Linked DNA regions of Mus musculus: region 2 is linked to region 1. Evidence: chromatin loops called from intact Hi-C (ENCODE). Cell type or tissue: left cerebral cortex. All regions are shown on one strand.

Region 1 (8,000 bases):
TATCTGTTGAGGCCTGTTTTGTGACCAATTATATGGACAATTTTGGAGAAGGTCCCATGAGGTGCTGAGAAGAAGGTATATCCTTTTGTTTTAGGATAAAATGTTCTGTAGATATCTGTTAGATCCATTTGTTTCATAATTTCTGTTAGTTTCACTGTGTCCCTGTTTAGTTTCTGTTTCCACGATCTGTCCATTGATGAAAGTGGTGTGTTGAAGTCTCCCACTATTATTACGTGAGGTGCAATGTGTGCTTTGAGCTTTACTAAAGTGTCTTTAATGAATGTGGCTGCCCTTTCATTTGGCGCATAGATATTCAGAATTGAGAGTTCCTCTTGGAGGATTTTACCTTTGATGAGTATGAAGTGTCCCTCCTTGTCTTTTTTGATAACTTTGGGTTAGAAGTTGATTTTATCCGATATTAGAATGGCCACTCCAGTTTGTTTCTTCCATTTGCTTGGAAAATTGTTTTCCAGCCTTTCACTCTGAGGTAGTGTCTGTCTTTTTCCCTGAGATGGGTTTCCTGTAAGCAGCAAAATGTTGGGTCCTGTTTGTGTAGCCAGTCTGTTAGTCTATATCTTTTTATTGGGGAATTGAGTCCATTGATATTAATGATATTAAGGAAAATTTATTATTGCTTCCTTTTATTTTTGTTGTCAGAGTTGGCATTCAGTTCTTGTGGCTGTCTTCTTTTTGGTTTGTTGAGGGATTACTTTCTTGCTTTTTCTAGGGCGTGATTTACATCCTTGTATTGCTTCTTTTCTGTTATTATCCTTTGAAGGGCTGGATTAGTGGAAAGATAATGTGTGAATTTGGTTTTGTCGTGGAATACTTTGGTTTCTCCATCTATGGTAATTGAGAGTTTGGCCGGGTATAGTAGCCTGGGCTGGCATTTGTGTTCTCTTAGTGTCTGTATAACATCTGTCCAGGATCTTCTGGCTTTCATAGTCTCTGGTGAAAAGTCTGGTGTAATTCTGATAGGCCTGCCTTTATATATTACTTGACCTTTCTCCCTTACTGCTTTAATATTCTCTCTTTATTTAGTGCATTTGTTGTTCTGATTATTATGTGTTGGGAGGAATTTCTTTTCTGGTCCAGTCTATTTGGAGTTCTATAGGCTTCTTGTATGATCATGGGCATGTCTTTCTTTAGGTTTGGGAAGTTTTCTTCTATAATTTTGTTGAAGATATTTGCTGTCGCTTTAAGTTGAAAATCTTCATTCTCATCAACTCCTATTATCCGTAGGTTTGGTCTTCTCATTGTGTCCTGTATTTCCTGGATGTTTTGAGTTGGGATCCTTTTGCATTTTGTATTTTCTTTGATTGTTGTGCCGATGTTCTCTATGGAATCTTCTGCACCTGAGATTCTCTCTTCCATCTCTTCTATTCTGTTGCTGATGCTTGCATCTATGGTTCCAGATTTCTTTCCTAAGGTTTCTATCTCCAGCGTTGCCTCACTTTGGGTTTTCTTTATTGTGTCTACTTCCCTTTTTGGCTCTAGTATGGTTTTGTTCATATCCATCACCTGTTTGGATATCTTTTCTTGTTTTTCTTTAAGGGCTTCTACGTCTTTGGTTGTGTTTTCCTGTTTTTTCTTTAAGGAGTTGTAACTCTTTAGCAGTGTGCTCCTGTATTTCTTTAAGTGAGTTATTAAAGTCCTTCCTGATGTCCTCTACCATCATCATGAGATATGCTTTTAAATCCGGGTCTAGCTTTTTGGTTGTGTTGCGGTGCCCAGGACTAGGTGAGGTGAGAGTGCTGGGTTCTGATGATGGTGAGTGGTCTTGATTTCTGTTAGTAGGATTCTTACGTTTGCCTTTCACCATCTGGTATTCTCTGGAGCTAGTTGTTATAATTGTCTCTGGTTAGAGCTTGTTCCTCAGGTGATTATGTTAGCATCCTTCAGCAGACCTGGGAGAGTAGCTCTATCCTTAGTTTCAGTGGTCAGAGTATTCTCTGCAGGCAAGCTCTCCTCTTGCAGGGCAGGTGCCCAGATATCTGGTGTTCGAACCTGCCTCCTGGCAGATGTTGTGTTCCACTCACCAGAGGTCTTAAGATCCCATGGAGTGTCCTGTGAGGACCTTGGGGGTGTCCAGAAACTCTGCACACAAGGAACTCCTCTGCTGGAGTGAATCGGAAGGGACTTGTGTCCCTGATCAGTTTGGTTATCTGCTTCCTTAATTAATGCAGTCTCAGGTCCTGCGTGATTGGATTGGAGCTGGCGCTGTGTTCCACTCACCAGAGGTCTTAGGATCCCGTGGGGAATCCTGTGTGGTTCCTTACAGGTGTCTGGAGACTCCGCAGGCAAGGCACCCCAGTGCTGGAGTGGGCCAGAAGGGCTAATTTTCAATTTTTGCAGCTATTTATGCAAATACAAATCAAGTTAAGAGAAAGTATTGTTCCTTTAAAGGACTGTCTTTGGAAATTTAAGAGCTTATCCTGGATTGCCTGGATAAAACCCCTTATGGCAATGTCACAGCAGATTTGTATACCAGAAACGTTATAGGCCTTACAGAGGAACAATTAGCCAAACAATCTCATTCTTTACATGATCAAGTTAGTAATAGCTTGAGACAACAATTTGTTATTTCAAGAGAATGTGCAAGTTAAATTTTAAAGACTTGTCTTGAATGTCCTCAATTTCAAACATAATGGTGTTAATCCTGGAGAGCTTATACCTAATCAATTATGGCAAATGGGTGTTACCCATATTTCTGATTTTGGAAAATTAAAATATGTACATATGATTTTTGACACATTTTCAGGCTTTCTAATTGCAATTGTTTTAACAGGAAAAGCAACTAAAAATGTAATTAGTCATTGTTTTCCTATGCTGGATGTTCCAAATCAGATTAAAACAGATAATGGAATTGGCTATTGCAGTCGAGGATTTAAGACTTTCTGTCAACAATTTAACATTACCCATATTACTGGGATTCCTTATAATCCTCAAGGACAAAGGATTGAGAAACAGGTATTGTGAAACTATCTTCATAAAATAAAAAAAGGGGGAGTTATATCCCTGTATACTACAAATTTATTTAAATCACGTTCTTTTTATTCTAAAATTTTTAAAGTTTGGATGCCAAGGAACTCTCTGAGTGTCTATGGCACCCTACAACCAGGCATACTTATGCCTAGGTGAAATGGAAGGATCCATATCCTGGCACATGGCATGGTCTTCATCGGTTATTTAATACTGGAAGAGGGCTTGTTTGTGTTTTTTATTCAGGATGCTGAAGGAGCATGCTAGCTGCCAGAGTGATTGGTGTGATATGCTGATGCTAAGACAAAGAATGGTGCTGACCTGTGAGCTTTCTGACTTCCCTGACAATGGTGACATTTTGGATATATGTTCCTGACCCACCTATGCTTGCCTATATCCCACAGTGGACAAGCTGCCTTGCTCAAAGCTTTTAGACCTTGTGGGACAGAGAACATGGAGACTGGAAACCACCTTCAAAAACTTGATCAAAAAGGGAAGTTATGATTGACTCTTCTCTTTCCTTTATTGTGACCCTGACATTGGCCAAGGACAAGGAAGTAAGAATCTGATTTTAGAGTAGAAGAATGGGCTACCTCTTTATCATCCTTAGAAACAGTGATCATGGGAGTGATCTTGGAACTTTGTGTTTATTGTCTTGCTTGATCCCTTATTGTACTACTCACCCTTAATATTTGTATGCGATTAACATGGTATAAAACCAGATTCGAAACAATAAACCTGCCTCCAGTCTCAGAATTGACTGGGGTCATGCTACAATGTTGTCTAACTGACTTTTTCCTTTTAATCCTCACTCCTGTGCTGGAGAATCTGTTGACTGACTGAGCTGGCTTGGTCATGTATCCCAACATCTTTTAAGCTTATTTTGCCAAAAGGATCTCTCTGAACCTGGAACTCACCAGCTGGTAGGCTTCATGGCTAGCAATCCTCAGAGTTTCTTCAGTCTCAGTCTTCTGAGATTATATACAGATACTACCACATTTAGATTTTTATATGTGTGTTGGAAATTCAAACTAAGAACACATGCCAATTTACCTACAGTGATCTCTCCATTATTCTTTTCTGAAAATAGAGAGTTAATTTATTTGAAACGTCTCTTGCTGATGCCTATTAAATAAATATCAACTGATATGATATTACATAAAATAGTAAATATGTAACTGAGGAATCACTATTGAACTATAGAAATAGTCCAGTATGTCATTGTATTTCTTGTGCAAGTATGAAGAACTGAGTTTAAATCACTAGAATCCATGCCAAAAGCTGGACACACACTGTTCATGCCTGTAATCCCTTACTGGTACAGGAAGGCTCAGGAGGTTTGCTTAGCTGGCTAACACACAAAGTCCCAAGAAGTAAGAGATCTTATCTCAAGCAAATAAGGCAGGCCACTAGATGTCACCCTCAGTCCTTCATATCTACACAAAAATATATGTGCAACATATATATATGTGTGTGTATATATATATATATATATATATATACAGAGTCAGAAAAGAATGCATATTAACAATGATATCTATTGGTCAATCTTATGTGCTTTCCAATTTAGACAAATATGAAAGGTACAGAATAATTATAAATTAACACATTTAAAATAAGAGACTAGTATACTGAAATGTGTGATGTCAGAGACAATTTCTACTATATTTTGTTGAGTACTCTGCTTTTATTTGTATTATCTATATCTTGTTTATATCCCAAAACATTTTTATTTGCTAAAACCATTTTTCCTATTTCCATGTTTGAAAACAATAGGTCAATTTGCTATTTATTTTTCAAACCTGAAGTATTTAGGATAAAAGTGACAAGAACCAACCTGTCTACCATTTATTCATTGTCACCAACAGCTGTGTCATGTATGAGCAGCAGGATCATTGTTTACAAAGCACACAGTCCCCCAGGAGCCACTAACACTAACCTGTAAAACCTATTTAGCTTGCTTCAACTTCATGATTTCCTAGAAATTATATTTTTCTGTTAAGAAGAATGAAGCCTCAAGCTCAGGATCTAATGCATCTCCACAATAAGATTTTAATGTCCAAATGTATTTTGTCCAGCAAATCTCAGCAAATCATTAACTCCTTAGTGTTCAATATAACAGTGAAATGTTTGTCTTTGAGACAAAACTATATCAGACTTACTTAGAAAAATGCAATGCAGGGCTCAGGGGATAGTTAAAATTAGTACAGTGCTTGCCACTCAAGTGTGAGGACATGAGGTCAAGCTTACACACACACACAAACACACACACACACACACACACACACACACACACACACACACACAAAGCCTTTGTCAAGGAGTCATGAACTCTAAGAAGTTTGTAATGGTGAAAACAAAAGGTGTAGTCTTATATTTCAAACTTATTTAAACATTAAATTTAGCTATCAAAAATCATTTGTTAATTGTATCTTTTTCGAGTTTGGCTTTGATCTAGAGATATTAGGAGAATATTATTACAAACATCATACAGTATCTATATCTAAGATTCTTTTTTAAAACTAAAATTAAAATTTCTGGTATACACAAGGGTACAAAGGAATTGAGCAGAAACTGTAAGGGAAAATCAAGACTTAGCTTTTTTCTTTTCATACACTGCCTCTTGAATGAAAATACCAGAGGTTAATGTGGAACCTTATTGGAAGGGAATAAACTCAGCCCTTATGTGTGTCATAACCTAAGAAGCTTGGGACTACATAATTTCCCTTTTAAAATAAAAGTACATTAATTATTGGTAGCTTTTAATTAAGATTCTAGTGTAGAATATTTTATGTTCAAATAGCTTTGAGACACATTGCCCTATCGCCTAGACTTCTATTCTGTGTTCTCTCATGGACTCAGTGATGGAAAAATCAATCCCAAACAGAGACAGTCTATTTCAGCTTATACAAATGGAGAATATATAGAGAAAGACATGTCAAAATGTAAAGATCAATCTTACATAGAGCCTTACTTAAGAAGTGTGTGATTTAAAGCAGATGTACAGGAAAATATGCTTTTAATAATAAGACTAATAATGATAAAAACATCTGGGCTGAAGCTGTGTATATCCTATCGCGAATGGAATAAGTGAATGAGAGTCAGAGGGGAATGGAAACAGGAAAGGAATATGACAAATGCTGTTTGGGATCCTGTAGGCATTTGTAACACTTGGGATTTTTGTTATGTTAACGGCAATGTAAAGGCTTAAGTTACAATCTGATTTAATGATTACAATTATGTAAAATAAAAACAAAAGCATAAAACAAACAACAACAAAGGGATCCTGACTTCTGTTTGGGGAATGAACATAGAGATCAATACAAGTGTGCCTTAGTTTTTAGCTATACAGTGATGTAAACAAGAGATAATGTTTTTATAAATTAATGTTTGATTATAAAATAAGTGGTTTTAAGGTAATCTTGTACAAGTTTCAAATACTATTTGGGACATATTTGACTCTAGGAATTAAAAATTTTTGTTTAATATAAAATTATGTAATTCAATGTACTGGTGATGACTTAAGAATGTTTGACAGCACAATTCCGGTCACCGCCAGCACCTGGGTGGCTTGAGCGCAGAGTCTATGGACACCCGCAAGGTACCCACAGAACCCTCCACTGGATCTTAAGACCTCTGTGAGTGTATCACGAGTTCTACCAGGAGGCAAGGTCGAACACCAGATATCTGGGCACCTTCCCTGCAAGAGGAGAGCTTTCCTGCAGAGAGTACTCTGAACACTGAAACTCAGGAGAGATCTAGTCTCCCAGGTCTGCTGATAGAGGCTAACAGAATCAAGAGAGGAACAAGCTCTAACCAGAGACAACTAAAACAACTAACTCCAGAGATTACCAGATGGCGAAAGGCAAACATAAGAATCTTACTAGAAGAAACCAAGACAACTCACCATCATTAGAACGCAGCACTCCCACCCCACCTAGTCCTGGGCACACCAACACACCTGAAAAGATAGTCCCTGACTTAAGAGCATAGCTCATGATGATGGTAGAGGACATCAAGAAGGACTTTAATAACTCACTTAAAGAAATACAGGAGGATGCCCTCCAGGTCCATCCATTTGGCTAGGAATTTCATAAATTCATTCTTTTTAATAGCTGAGTAGTACTCCATTGTGTAGATGTACTACATTTTCTGTATCCATTCCTCTGTTGAGGGGCATCTAGGTTCTTTCCAGCTTCTGGCTATTATAAATAAGGCTGCTATGAACATAGTGGAGCATGTGTCCTTCTTACCTGTTGGGGCATCTTCTGGATATATGCCCAGGAGAGGTATTGCTGGATCCTCCGGTAGTACTATGTCCAGTTTTCTGAGGAACCGCCAGACTGATTTCCAGAGTGGTTGTACAAGCCTGCACTCCCACCAACAATGGAGGAGTGTTCCTCTTTCTCCACATCCTCGCCAGCATCTGCTGTCACCTGAGTGAGGTAACACATTCACAAAGAAACTCACACAATATGTATTCACTGATAAGTGGATATTAGCCCCAAACCTAGGATACCCAAGATATAAGATATAATTTGCTAAACACATGAAACTCAAGGAGAATGAAGACTGAAGTGTGGACACTATGCCCCTCCTTAGATTTGGGAACAAAACACCCATGGAAGGAGTTACAGAGCCAAAGTTTGGAGCTGAGATGAAAGGATGGACCATGTAGAGACTGCTATATCCAGGGATCCACCCCATAATCAGCATCCAAACTCTGACACCATTGCATACACTAGCAAGATTTTATTGAAAGGACCCAGATGTAGCTGTCTCTTGTGAGACTATGCCGGGGCCTAGCAAACACATAAGTGGATGCTCACAGTCAGCTAATGGATGGATCATAGGGCTCCCAATGGAGGAGCTAGAGAAAGTAGCCAAGGAGCTAAAGGGATCTGCAACCCTATAGGTGGAACAACATTGTGAACTAACCAGTACCCCGGAGCTCTTGACTCTAGCTGCATATATATCAAAAGATGGCCTAGTCGGCCATCACTGGAAAGAGAGGCCCA
Region 2 (8,000 bases), 810 kb after region 1:
TGATTCTTTGTTTTTGGTCAGATTTTTATTTTATGTGATTGCTTGGTGGTCTGTGGGATGCACAGGAGATGTAAACAGTGAGGCTACATCTGATATCTGTTGCATCACTAAGAATAAGACTGGGGGATTGGATCTAGGAGAACAGAGAAAGAGGAAAAAGTGGACAGCCTACATGGTTTTCTAGCAAGTGTAGCCTGTGATTTAGCTGAGGGGAGATGGTGCCTGCTGGATTTAGTCCTGGGATATAGCCATGTAGTTGGGGGAGGGAGATTAGAAAAGGATGATCTATGGGATAAACAGGAGATGTGAACAGGAGGAAGGGAGGTTACTTCTAGTTTTCTGTTTCATTGTTAGGGATGTGACTGATTTATTGGTTCTGGGGAAACAAGAAAAGAGAATAAAGTATGTGGGCAGCCTACTTGTTTATCTAGCAGGTGTGGTCTATGGTTTATGAGATATTTCCACATGAATGATGTTGAAGGGTCTAGCTCATAGCTTTTATTCTGTAAAGGGATAAAATGAATGAGGAGTCAGCGTTGGAACACAGTCAAAAGAACAGCCCACGGTGAACAATACCACGGGGAACTGTGAGAGAGTTTCGAGGGAAAGAGCAGAGGACCTTTATCTCAGGTATATTTTGTTCCCTGTATTGTTCTTAGACCTGATTTCACTACTGCTCTGACAAACATTTGCATTCAACTTATAAGACATGTTTATTCTTGTTGAATATCAGAGCATAGCTTTATAACACAATGTGGTCAACATACCCTGAATCTGGATATGACCTTTTGCCTTGCTTTTGTGCTTTCTCAGGTATAATCTATAGTATGTGCCTGGGAATTGTTGTTAAATTGGTCTGTTTTGAGAAAATTCTGGCAAAAGGCTACTCTGTTAATATTTAGTATGTGTTGATTGGTGTTTATTTACAATGTTTTTCTCATCATGCTTTTTCTGAATTCTAACAAATTTTCTTGAATTTTTTACATTCATGTATAAAAGTACACGAAAACTGAAATAAGGTTGTCTACAGCATCAGACTGTATTCTAGCCTATTCTTCCAGCAGAGAAGATCTGCATAGATCATCCAAAATCTCAACAGGGCAGAAAGATAACCCAGTAGGCAAAGGTGCTTCTTGCCAAGCCTGCCCATCTAAATTTAATCTCAATCCAAATGGTGGAAGGTGAGAACTGACTCCTGAAAGTTGTCCTCTGGCCTCCACATGCAGCCCTTGACATACAAAATAAAAGAACATGAAAATAACTAAGTGACAAAGACAATATTTGGTAATGAAGGGGCTAAGTAATACAAAATACCATCATGGGCTTTAATTTCAGGTACAGTCTGGTAAAATGGGCCCTTTGCAAGTTCCTCTGGAACTTCACTCAGCTCATGCCACAAGTCCGTTACTTGCTCCTGAGGCAGTGGAAGGTACCCCCAAGTGCAGGGCACATAAGCTCTGATGGCATGCTCTTTCCTTGTATGTTTCCCTTCTATGTACATAAAAGAAGTACAGTCTAGATTAATGGTAAATGCATAATAATATATAATCTAACAATAAAGTGGTTATATCACTATTAAAGATATATTTTTCAAGATTATATGTACTAAATGCATACATGACTGGCAATATAGTAGGTTTCTTTGTCACCAGAACAAATAGAAAACAAAATGTTCTATGACTTTTTCATTTCTATCACACCACTAGGTAATAGGAAGTTTTGGGGCTTCGTAATAATTTTCTTTATCTTCTCATACAAGTCTGTTTGGCCTGGGTGGTGGTTGATAAAATTATCTGTTTTCTGTAAATGACTATAGTGTGAAAGACTAGAATTTAAGACTATTTCAGATTTGATATATCAATCCAAAAGTCTGTCATTCTTAAGTATACCATTACTTAATATTTGAAAATAATTCATTTTCCCCCTTGTTTTCATATTAGAAGAGTTTTCTGCTTGAAATAAGTATACGCTTGTTCGAATAAAAGCATTTCCTGCCTCTATTAAACTTGTATTACTTTGTGAATGACTTCTGATCAGTTGGACACAAGAAGTGATAAGAAATAAAGAATCAGGCAGAACCTGAAAGCAAGAACAATTGAGCAAATGAAATCCCTAAGGTCCCTGGAAACACTAGGAGTCAATGAAATTCTTGCCCTAGTTAGAAAAGTAAATAAATAAATAAATAAAACAAACATTGTGATAAAAACCAACCCTCAAAACAAGGTCTGAAGGGATTCACACGCTGGGTCCCACTTGAATACTGTGAAACTCTTCTCTGCTTTTAATTGTTTCCTACACTCAGAGGGCTTAGTCTCCCTGAGCCTCTGGATAGATTGAGGATGGGGCTCTACAGGGATCAAGAAGCCGTTTGAAGTTCCACAGATGTAGGATGATTTAGCTTCTCATGACAAAGGAAATCACCCCAGGTCCCAGCAGATATACAACAACCTCTGTGTGTGATTCTGACTGAAAAGGAAGAGCAAGTAGGATCTGAAGCTGCAAACTAGATACCCAATTCTAGGGGAAAGGAGAAGACTATGGTGGGGAGTGCACACCTACAAAGACGAAACTGATAGCAGAAGGAGGGAACTCTGTCTTTCATCTTTGAGTCATTTATAATCCACTCTTCCTGTAAGTGTTCATATCATCTCTTCCTGCGTCTCTCAGTTTTGTATTGTCCTCTCTCCAGGAATGCAGAGATATAGATTTAGTGTGGAAAATGACTATGGGGGCTTCCTTCTCCTTTAGAAGGATGCCCAGGTTCCTTTCCCCATTCTCTGTCTCACAGACATGTTGGAATGGAGCTATTTTTTGTTCCCAATTAATTGAACATCTGTCCTATTCTGAGAATTATAATGTGATTATGCATAAAAAGTTAGTTTTAGTGTATTCTTTACAGAGAGAAAAACAATTATGAGACAAAGATATATAAAAGTAAGCAACCTGACTCCCTGGAGACTGGAAACAGTTCTTGTAGTATGGCTCAATTTGTCTCATGTGTTCCTATGGGGTGACTTTCTAAAAGTTGCATTCCAGTTTTGTTTGGTCTTGGCCAAACCCTGCTTCTTTGAATGATCCCATCTGGACTTAAGTTAGGAACTACTACCTCTATGCAGGCATCTTCTTAAAATCTCTAACACAAAGCTACCTATAATAAGTATAATCACAATAAATGATTGGATAAAATCACACTATGTATCAATGCTTTCCAAAACTGTTATCTTATGTACTTTTTACAGTGACTTTGTGAAACAATGGTTATCATTTAACCAAAACCAAGCCCAAGGTGGTCCTCATCCTATACCAACCTAGACAAAAAATCTTAAAAATATTTCCTCGTATCTTCATTCTCTTATGGCCCCCTCTCCCAGAAGATAGCAATAGAAGTCTATAATTCTCAAAGTTGTTTCATGAACATTGTCATATTTAAACTTCACAGTGCTTCTAGGGTGGGGATATATTCTAATTTAATCAACAATAATCATTTAGTGGGTGGTTGATAGGAAAAACACACAGTTTCAAGTTTACTTCCTCATCTATTTTGCCTTGATTTCTGACTGCAAAATATTACCTTTATTTATTCATTATTTTCTCACAGTTTGAAGCTCACATATCACAACCCACAGTTTTCTAGACTACCTGTTTAAATGTGTTTGCTAAGAATGTGTTCAAATACTAAGTACTTAAATGACAGCTATTTGTTGTGCATTAATTGCAGGCTCTGAAACATCCCAGGAGGCTATGCAGAATGATGCATAGCATGAGAGCCACCCAGTGGCCAAGACCTCTTCTACAGTTAGGAATAAATTCAAACTAACCTCTTTGGAAATAGAGGATAGTAAAAAACAAAAAAAGAAATCTGACTTCCTTCCAGCTAAAAACACAGAGAACTAAAACTGAAAGAACTTGATAGGATACGCTGTCTATGAACATTATCAAATGGCACTAGGGAAATAAGACAGTTGAACTAATGAATTATGCCACATTAGGCACTCCGTGAAAAGGAAACATGGTATAAGCCCAGTACCTATACACACCATTATATGTAATTCTGGAATATGGTATCTAAGGCTATAAAAATGATCATATATAATTTTGTATTAATTCAAGTATTTTTATACTACACATTTTATAGTTTCTGTTACAAAAATATCTAATAACCACACCTTTGAGATAGACAACTAGCCACAAAACTCTCGAAAAGATGTCTGAGTCTCAGGAGCTTGCTTCTATCCTTCCATAGACAGAAAACAGCACAGAGCAGGAGTGTGTTGTCAGCAGCAGGATGAGAGGAAACTCATCAATTGTTGTATTGTTGTATTGTTCTAAGAAAGCTGTGACCCCCAAGTTCACATCTGATAACCATGTAGTCTGTTTGATGAACTCTTTGAATAACTCTGCAAATGATTGGATAATCAGAAAATAATAATCAAATAATCAGAAACTTGAGTTTTCAGGTCATTTTGTTAAACATCACAGAAAATCAGGAAGGATTATCATACTAATACTCACTAATCGCAAGTATTTCTAGGAAAATACTTAAAATTCAATTTTAACATCATCTGCGATGATTAGACAAGTCTAATGAAACTAAATTTAAATTTGATTCTCTTCTAAAATAAATTGTTAAATTTAGTGTGTGTGTGTGTCTATTTATGTGGTGTGTGTGTGTGTGTGTGTGTGTGTGTGTGTGTGTGTGTGTTTAGTTTCCCTTTTGAAGTATGCAGAGATAGAACTATAGCGATACAGTGCAAGACATTTTCCTGTATAGTGAACTAATGGGCTCATGAGTTCACTCTCCAGTTAATCTCTTAGAAAAGACTATTTGATGCTCTTTCTTTAGTTAACCTTTGATTCACTGAGGCCAAACTTACTGCCTCCAGACTCAGTAGGGAGTCCTTACCAAAAAGTGCACCCTAACCAGGTGTGTTCTATCTACACGCACTCCTGAATATCAATTAATCAAGCATTTTTTCCTGCATGATGTATCTAGTATTGTGTAATGATGGGTATTGTTTCATAACCATGAACAGGCCAAGAGACTGACTTTAGATTTTATCACAAATGATGATTAGCATATTAATGTTGAATTTATTATATTTATTCTGCTTCATTGTTTTCATGTATAGTTGACAGTTGTTTCCACCAAGACCACCTCTGAAGATAATGGATAATTACACACTACTCAATGAATTCATTCTTCTCGGAATACCCCAGACACAAGGACTGGAGACTTTACTCTTTGTGGTGTTCTTATTCATATACTTCTTCACCTTGCTCGGAAATTCACTCATCTTTACAGCAATCATTTCTTCATCTACCCTTCACACACCTATGTATTTCTTCTTGGGACTTCTATCCGTTTTTGACATGTTGTTCCCATCAGTAACCTGTCCCAAGATGCTATTTTATCTTTCTGTAAGGAGTCCAGCCATCTCTTACAAAGGATGTGCCGCCCAGCTCTTCTTTTATCACCTTCTGGGTTCTACTGAAGGATGCCTCTATTCTGTGATGGCCTATGATCGTTATGTTGCGATATGTCACCCACTGAGATACATGCTTATCATGAAGCCTGGAGTGTGTGTGAGCTTGGTAATAATAGCTTGGTTAGTGGGCTGTCTTCATGCCACCATCTTGACCTCTTTAACCTTTCAATTAGTCTACTGTGCATCCAACCAAGTGGACTATTTCTTCTGTGATCTTCCTGCAGTTTTACCCCTGGCTTGTACTGACAGTAAGTTGGCCCGGAAGGTGGGTTCCATCAATGTTGGCTTTCTGGCTCTGATGCTTCTCTTCAGTGTTTGTGTCTCTTATGTACACATTGGGGTTGCCATTCTGAGGATCCGTTCAGCAGAGGGCAGGCAGAAAGCATTCTCCACCTGCAGTGCCCACCTCACTGCCATTCTCTGTGCCTATGGACCTGTAATCATCATCTACCTGCAGCGCACACCAAACCCTCTGCTTGGGGCTGTGGTGCAGATATTAAATAATATTGTCTCACCCATGCTCAACTCTTTAATATATTCATTGAGGAACAAGGAAGTGAAGAGATCCTTAAGGAGAGTTTTCCAGAATATAACATTTCATGGTCAGAAATGAATTGTACACTTAATGATGGTATACAAAACTTTATCTCTTAGCTTCTTCTTCCTTCAGCAGATGGGAACAAATACAGAGACCCTCAGCCAGATATTTACCAGAGAATAAGAGCCTTGGAACACTCAAACCTAAACAGGATATCTCTATCTAATTCCTCCCCTTTGGACTCAGAAAACCCAGAGGAAGAAGAGACAGAGTGTTAGAGCCGGAAGGCATGAGCAACACCACAGAAACAATGGCCACTAAATCAACATGAGCAAAAATCATATGAACTCACAGAGGCTTAGGCAGCAAGCAAACGGCCTGCATGGGTCTGCACCAGGTGCTCTGCTTGTTCATTATGGCTTCCAGTTTGGTGTTTTTATGGGTCTGCTGAATGTAAGAACCAGTGGGCCTCTGTTTTTTGTATCTTCTGTTGTGTTCTTTTCCTTGTGTTTGTATGTTTTGTTCCAAAGTGTTACTTGGTGTTTTGTATTAAATCTTATTTTATTTTATTATTTAAAAATGACCTAACATTTTTTTGCAACAGTAAGATGTTATATGGTCACACAATCTGCCCCAAATTACGTTAAATTTCCTGTCAATTTAAATTAAATTTGTTGTTTAGATTGCTTTGTTGTTTTGAAGAAATAGGAGTAGTTGTATTTTCTACTCCTGAATATGAACCCTTTAAAGAAAACAATCATCAAAGCACATAGAGATATTAAAAGACAACAAAACCTCAAAAAACCCCTCTCTGCAAATAAGATTTGCCTCTTAGTATAAACCTTTAATTCCAAGTTTTGAATAAATAAATAAATAAATAAATAAGCAGAAGATGAAATACCTGAACACATGTGGTACGCCTATAAAACTTTCTATGTTCTTCTGCCTCTACAAACCTTGCACTCCCCTAAGTAAATTCATAGCCAGCTACAGAGGTAAGTAGGCCTGAATTATGTTTAAGGAATCCAAGGGCATAGGAAGAAACAACAGAGAGGTTTCTGACATCTACAGTCCTCAGCACAGACATATGTCCTGGATGAAGATTGGAGACCGTTGTGATGCTATTCATCCCTCCGCTGTGTCAGATCAATCTCATGCCATACTTCCGCTTTACTTAGGAGGGGGTTACTCTGGATTTCTGCCCACAGGCATGTCAGTTCCCTGCTTATGGAAGAATAACATGGGGGGTTTATAAGACTTGGTATTGTCTGGTCACTGTGATGCCTTCTCATAATTATCATCGCCATACATGTACACATGTGTCCTCTGAAGTAAAATTTATCTTCTCTATGAAAGAGTTCTCAGTATTATAAATCTCAAATAACAGACACAAAATCTCACATGAATGGGCATTATGGACCTGAAACACATATCTTAGTTCACTAAGAAACTTCTGTTCCCAATTGCTCACCCCTCCAGGAGCTGACCTTCATGACGAGCTTAAAATACCCCATAATTTTTCCAGAGAGCTTTTGATATTACAAACTTCTTTGGGAACTGTCTTATAATACATACTGTGGACAGGTCCTGGATACACTCTGGCCTCACTGAAGACTCAATTTTCATATATGTGTTTGTTTGTTTTTTTCCTTTAGCAAAAGTAGTTAGAATCTGAACTCCTGCAACAGTCTATTGATAGTTAAACCTCAACTGGGCCAAGTCCAGTGCCTCCCTTCTTTGTATTGTGCTAGCAACTTGATGCTGATACAAAATGTAGTTTTTTGCTTGTCTATTTGTTTGTCTGTCTGTCTGACTATTTTCAGAGCATGGCTCTTTAGGATTTCTTCCTGGTTTTAGCATTCTTGAACCCAATTCTTCCAAGATAATGTTATCTCTGCTCTGACAAACTTGGCCTGTAGAATTAAGTTATTTGAAGAAGAATAGTCTTTGGGCTCCCCATGAAGATCTCCAATCTA

The links. A loop is a pair of places that touch in the nucleus more often than their neighbours do. Peaks named below come from ENCODE experiments on the same cell type or tissue, not always from the same donor. Only the 100,000 strongest peaks of a DNase experiment are listed, where the experiment ranks them.
Region 2: a loop joins it to region 1, with 7 times the contacts of the local background. A loop is called at or near these places in 2 of 42 quality-filtered maps.

The regions. Positions count from the first base shown.
Region 1 is chr9:38,801,514-38,809,513 of GRCm38, forward strand. No RefSeq gene overlaps it. Among named protein-coding and RNA genes, the nearest start is that of Olfr922, 9.9 kb to the right of the region's middle. In left cerebral cortex, a CTCF peak has its summit at 4,382 (motif pointing right); a DNase peak (open chromatin) is centred at 4,374.
Region 2 is chr9:39,608,403-39,616,402 of GRCm38, forward strand. Olfr148 (olfactory receptor 148) reads left to right here and starts at 5,167. Exons shown (of 1, transcript NM_146505.1): 1 at 5,167-6,099. The coding sequence starts at 5,167. The coding sequence ends at 6,099. In left cerebral cortex, a CTCF peak has its summit at 3,773 (motif pointing left); a DNase peak (open chromatin) is centred at 3,763.